Linked DNA regions of Homo sapiens: region 2 is linked to region 1. Evidence: chromatin loops called from intact Hi-C (ENCODE). Cell type or tissue: GM12878. All regions are shown on one strand.

Region 1 (2,500 bases):
ATGTGACTAAAGTCAAACGTGCCATGTCAACAAGTATGGGCAGAATCAGCTGTCGTGCAGTAGATGAATATTTTGGCTATATGCAAGATCAGTGGAGCATCAATCACTCAGTCTGAATGTGCAGCAATTAGATTCAGTTAGGTTAATCTGTTACTGGATTCCACCATTCCAACATCTGGTTGGCTCAGTCATAAAAGTGTTTATTATCTCCGTAAGTCAGTCTAAACTCATAGTAGGCTGCCACTTGGAGCTTCTGCAGTGATAGGACACCAGCATTCTTTCCCTCAGTGGCCTATGACTGCTGTTGGTCAGGTGTCTACAGTGACTTCAAGATGATTCCACATCCTTGAATCATTTCTCAACACTTACCAGTGCACTGGGTTGTTGGGATATAAACACAGGAACCCACAAACAAGACATCCTCTTTCTGGGACTGACTATAAATCCCTATCCCGTATTCATACTGGAAAACTGGTAAGACCTTGTAACCCTCAGCATTCTTTTGCTATCTGAGAATTAGGGGCTGGAATTTAGGCCAGCTCTTTTCTAGGCTTTCTTGATTTTTCCACTCCAATGGAAGAAAAGCAGAGGAGGAAGCAAGCAGGAAGACATGGAAAAGAGGACAAGATCTATGTCCCTCCGACTAGGGCAGAGTTTGGATAAGCATCCCATTCCAGCCCTATTCTCTGGTTACCTTGCGCTTTTCATGGTTGACAGGATGGGAACCCTCCCAAACAGCAGGCTGCGCCGGCCCTAACTTATGTGACCGGTTGTAAAGGAGAAAAGGCTAAATCAATAGGGTTATAAAAGCACATACCATGCAGAAGTTCAGAGAAAGCAACAAGGAAGAACCTGAAAAGTCAAGAGCATCACCATTATCAGAGAAGTTTCACTTCTAACCCCATTTACTTAGCATACTGAGCTCCACCTTTACCATAGTGACCTCCTGGTAAGTGGGTGCCAGGAGCTCCCCCTAGAGTTTAAAATGTGCCATTGTCAATACCTCTTAACAGCCTGGGGGAAAATGCTTGTCTGGCAGGCATAAGGCCCAGAGGAGATGGGAGTTCAGAAGTCTACGTATTAGGTTGGTGCAAAAGTAATTGCGGCTTTTGCCATTCATTTTGCACCAAGCTAATACACAATTACAAGCCAAAGTAGATATCTCTCCCTCTTCCCTAAGCACCCCTCCACTTGAAGTGATTTTGCCCACACCACATTTGAACAAACTCAAACTGCCCCCTTCAAAATGATGGGATGGGGGAGTGGGGAAATGGTTAAGTCTGTCAGCTAAGCTGTCCCAGAGTTCTCAGAGTCAGAATGGAGACGATTGCTTTGGTATCTGTTTGATGGCACACAAGGAAGAAAAGGCAGCTACACATCTTTCTCTTGCCCTTTGGCAGCAGATCACAAATGTCACAGCTTGGGAGGGTGCCAATTAGTGCCCCTTGTATCCTAAATAACCTGCCACAGAAATAAAATACCAAGCAGTCCTTGCTTTGTCCTTGTGAGTTGGGGCCCATGCTTTCCCCCATATAGAGTATCTAATTTTGAAAATGTCACTGTAGATATCGGCACACAGTGATTCTACAGCTGGAGAGATGAAGGTGGAGGCCGCATATGATTTGAGTCACCATGCTTCTCCACGGACTGCACTAAGTCTCGTCTATAGGACTCAAGTTAGGTAGCAGTTCATAGAAATGGCATGAGGTCAGATAAAGTAAACGATTTCAATCACACTTGAAAAATACAATGTGTGTGTGTGTATGTGTGTGCGTGTGTGTGTTGTGTGTATGTATGTGTGTGTGTGTAAAACACATTCTCAAAAAGGGGGTGATAGTATAATACTTAGATGTGAAAAAGGACAACTCTGATAATTGTAGAAAATTACCTTGGTATGTGCATATATACCTTTTGAAAATAGAGATGTTTAGGCATTTTATATTCATTTTTTAGAGTTCCACTTTTTTTTTTTTTTTTTTAACATTCTCTTCTCTTTCTCTGTTGATTTACCGATAGAATATGTGTGTGTCAGGACACTTGGCAAGATAGAGACAGCTGGAAGTAATAGAGCCAAGCTCTGTTTGAAAAGCTGAATTTTCACAAGTGGTTTGGGGTTTAGGTGTGGGGAGCAGAAATCCTGGGCTTCGGAATAACTTTTGAAAAGTTGCTCCCTTGACGTAAAGATTTGAAAGAAGTAATTCACAGCCTGCCTTGCACTTTTTAAAAGTTGTGTAACATTACGCCACCTACCACAAAAGAAAAAATGTATATAGGAAAAGACACGTCAACATTATTTCGAATGATGTATTTTTAATGTCATAACTTTCTATTATTATTTAATCTGTCAAGGAAAACATATACTGGAAACATTTGAGAATCCTCCCTCCCTGCCACCTTTGCAACACACACATGTCCACACGCACTTTTCTTTGCCAAAAGTAAGAAGCTGGGGTCTGGAAGGCTTGCTCCTGAATATGGTGTATATCTTATGTAAATAAAA
Region 2 (2,500 bases), 390 kb before region 1:
GTCATTCCATCCCCCTCTCCTCTGCATCCCCACTCCAACTTGGCCAACCCCTAATAACTTTGCTTCAGAGGTCACCTCTCTCCAGAAGACTTTCCCAAGTCTCACCAGCGCTTACCTCCCTACCCCCAGGGAAGGGTCCCCCAGAGGTCTCTGCTCAAATCTGGAAGGGTGTTTCTCACAGGCCATTATAATTTGTTCTTTGCTTCTCTGCCTTCTGCACCAGACTGCTCAATTTCTGGAGGATAGGGACAGTGCCTTGTCTACCTTTGTGTCCCCAGAGCCTGGCATGCACACTGGCACAAGATAGGAGCTCAAAACCTTTGTCTCCCCAGAGTCTGGCATGCAAGCTGGCACAAAATAGGAGCCCAAAACCTTTGTCCAAGATATTGAATAAACATGGGATGGCGTCAGACATTCACTAAGCATGCCCCAGCCTCTGACTCAACCCCCAGGTAGAGACCACTATCCTGTCACTCTCCTCATCTCCCCTCAACAGATTTCTAGGCTTTTCTTGCTCAGATTTGAAAACTAGGTAGAAAACTGTCTCACTGAGACAGCCAAGTAAAAATGGCTCCCCAGAGAACTTCCGACTGACCTGAGCACTGGGAGGATGGGACGGGGCCTTGGGAAGTTCCTGCCAGTTGCGGAGGTGGGGAGGAGCCTGGCCTCTCCGGTTCCTGGGTGGACCTGGGATTCAATCAGTGAGATGGGGGCCTGTGAACAGGAATCTTTCTCGCTTTGCTGAGAGTTTTGTTTGTTTGTTTGTTTTGTTTTGTTTGGCCCAATAAATTCTGTTTTTCTCACCCTTCTGTGTGTCCACGAACCTAATCTTTCCTGGTCATGTGACAAGAACCCAGTTTTTAGCTGAACTGAGGAGAAAGTCCTAACAACATCAGTAGGTGGCAGATGAGTGTGAAAAGTTAGTGAGTGAAATCAGAATAATATATATTCAAGAGAGGAGAGAGGAAGAGAAAGAGAGGAAGAAGCTGAGGTTTGACAAGAGAGAGGGGAGAGTTTTAGTTTCTTTTGAGTTGATTTGCTTGGTTTGAGAACAGGTGTTCAAGATTAGTGCAGGATTTCAGAAATTGTAGCAGAGAAAAAAAGAAATGGAAAAGAAGTTGACTGTTGAGACTTATGATCTTGTTGATACCCAAGAAGCATCATTTCTGAATTGGAATTCTTTCAGATTAAAGTTTTATTTAAAAATAGATTGAGGGCCAGCGCAGTGGCTCACGCCTGTAATCCCAGAACTTTGGGAGGCCGAGGTGGGTGGATCATGAGGTCAGGAGTTCAAGACCCAGCCTGGCCAAGATGGTGAAACCCTGTCTCTACTAAAAATATTTTAAAAATTAGCCAGGTGTGGTCGTGGGCGCCTGTAATCCTAGCTACTCAGGAGGCTGAGGCAGAGGATTGCTTGAACCCGAAAGGCAGAGGTTGCAGTGGGCTGAGATTGCGCCACTGCACTCCAGCCTGGGTGACAGAGCGAGACTCATCTCAAAATACATAAATAAATAAATTGAAATTCCCTTCCCTTTTTCCTTACTGGCTTTGAACTGTGTTTATTTGTGTGAGTACAGAGATCAGACTATGAGAATCATGGACTCTTTCAAGAGTTATGAATAAATAAATGAGTTAACTAATGAACAAATAAATGCATGATTGACCTTCCTTCCTTCAGAGTCATGGCTGCAGTCTCCACCCATGAACTCCCCACGGGAAAAAAAACAGTCTTCTCCCCAGACTTTGGGGAATATGAAGCAGCCAACCATGAAAAAGTTGATAACTTTTCTCTTTCTGCAATTTGTCTTCTCAAAAGAGGAATGCCATCTGAATTAGCTCCCTTAACACTTCAGAGCCACAGCATCTTCTGAATAGCTGGCACAATTTTCAGCAACATTCATTTCAAATCCTGTTGACTGAACATGTGGTTCAGATGAGAGCTTATTATATATTGTTAAATGATTTCATTGGATTATAAATCACTGCCTTCACAATTCTCTGTGGGACACACATGGAATTCTGGTTAAAAGATGTTCAATATTGTAACCCTCCAGAGAGAGGCTTCCCATGACCCTTCCTCATGCAGATGATATGGTTAAGCATGCATGGCCAGGCTGGCCTGCCCAACGTGGCTTGGATGAGGTTTCTCTTCCCGAACTTGAGCAAGGTTTTCCCTTAGTACTTGACCTTGTATCATCCTCTCTTGGCCTTCAGTCCACCCATTCCTTAGCTGTCCCTTCACCTTGCTGACCCACCATCTCGCTATGGCTCCCTTGCAGCTGATTATGTCTTGTCCCTAACTGAAAAATAGAAACTAAATACATTTTGAAGGAAAATGGCTAACTACTGATAAATACTGCTTTGCCATTAGGGGAATTCTTGAGTAAGATGATAGTCAGCAGTGAATAGTCAGTGAAAAGATTATCATCTCTTCTGCAAATTGTCCCTGGTGGAGATTTGATTATATGCTTAGGGGCCACCTTCCTGTCTTTTAGAATTT

The links. Peaks named below come from ENCODE experiments on the same cell type or tissue, not always from the same donor. Only the 100,000 strongest peaks of a DNase experiment are listed, where the experiment ranks them.
Region 2: a loop joins it to region 1, with 5 times the contacts of the local background. A loop is called at or near these places in 3 of 110 quality-filtered maps.

Annotation. Positions count from the first base shown.
Region 1 is chr20:15,653,356-15,655,855 of GRCh38, forward strand. The region is part of intron 8 of MACROD2 (mono-ADP ribosylhydrolase 2); the gene reads left to right. Among named protein-coding and RNA genes, the nearest start is that of MACROD2-AS1, 730 kb to the left of the region's middle. In GM12878, a CTCF peak has its summit at 976 (motif pointing left); a DNase peak (open chromatin) is centred at 986.
Region 2 is chr20:15,267,156-15,269,655 of GRCh38, forward strand. All of the region lies in intron 6 of MACROD2 (mono-ADP ribosylhydrolase 2), which reads left to right. Among named protein-coding and RNA genes, the nearest start is that of MACROD2-AS1, 340 kb to the left of the region's middle. In GM12878, no CTCF peak of the experiment used is centred here; a DNase peak (open chromatin) is centred at 963.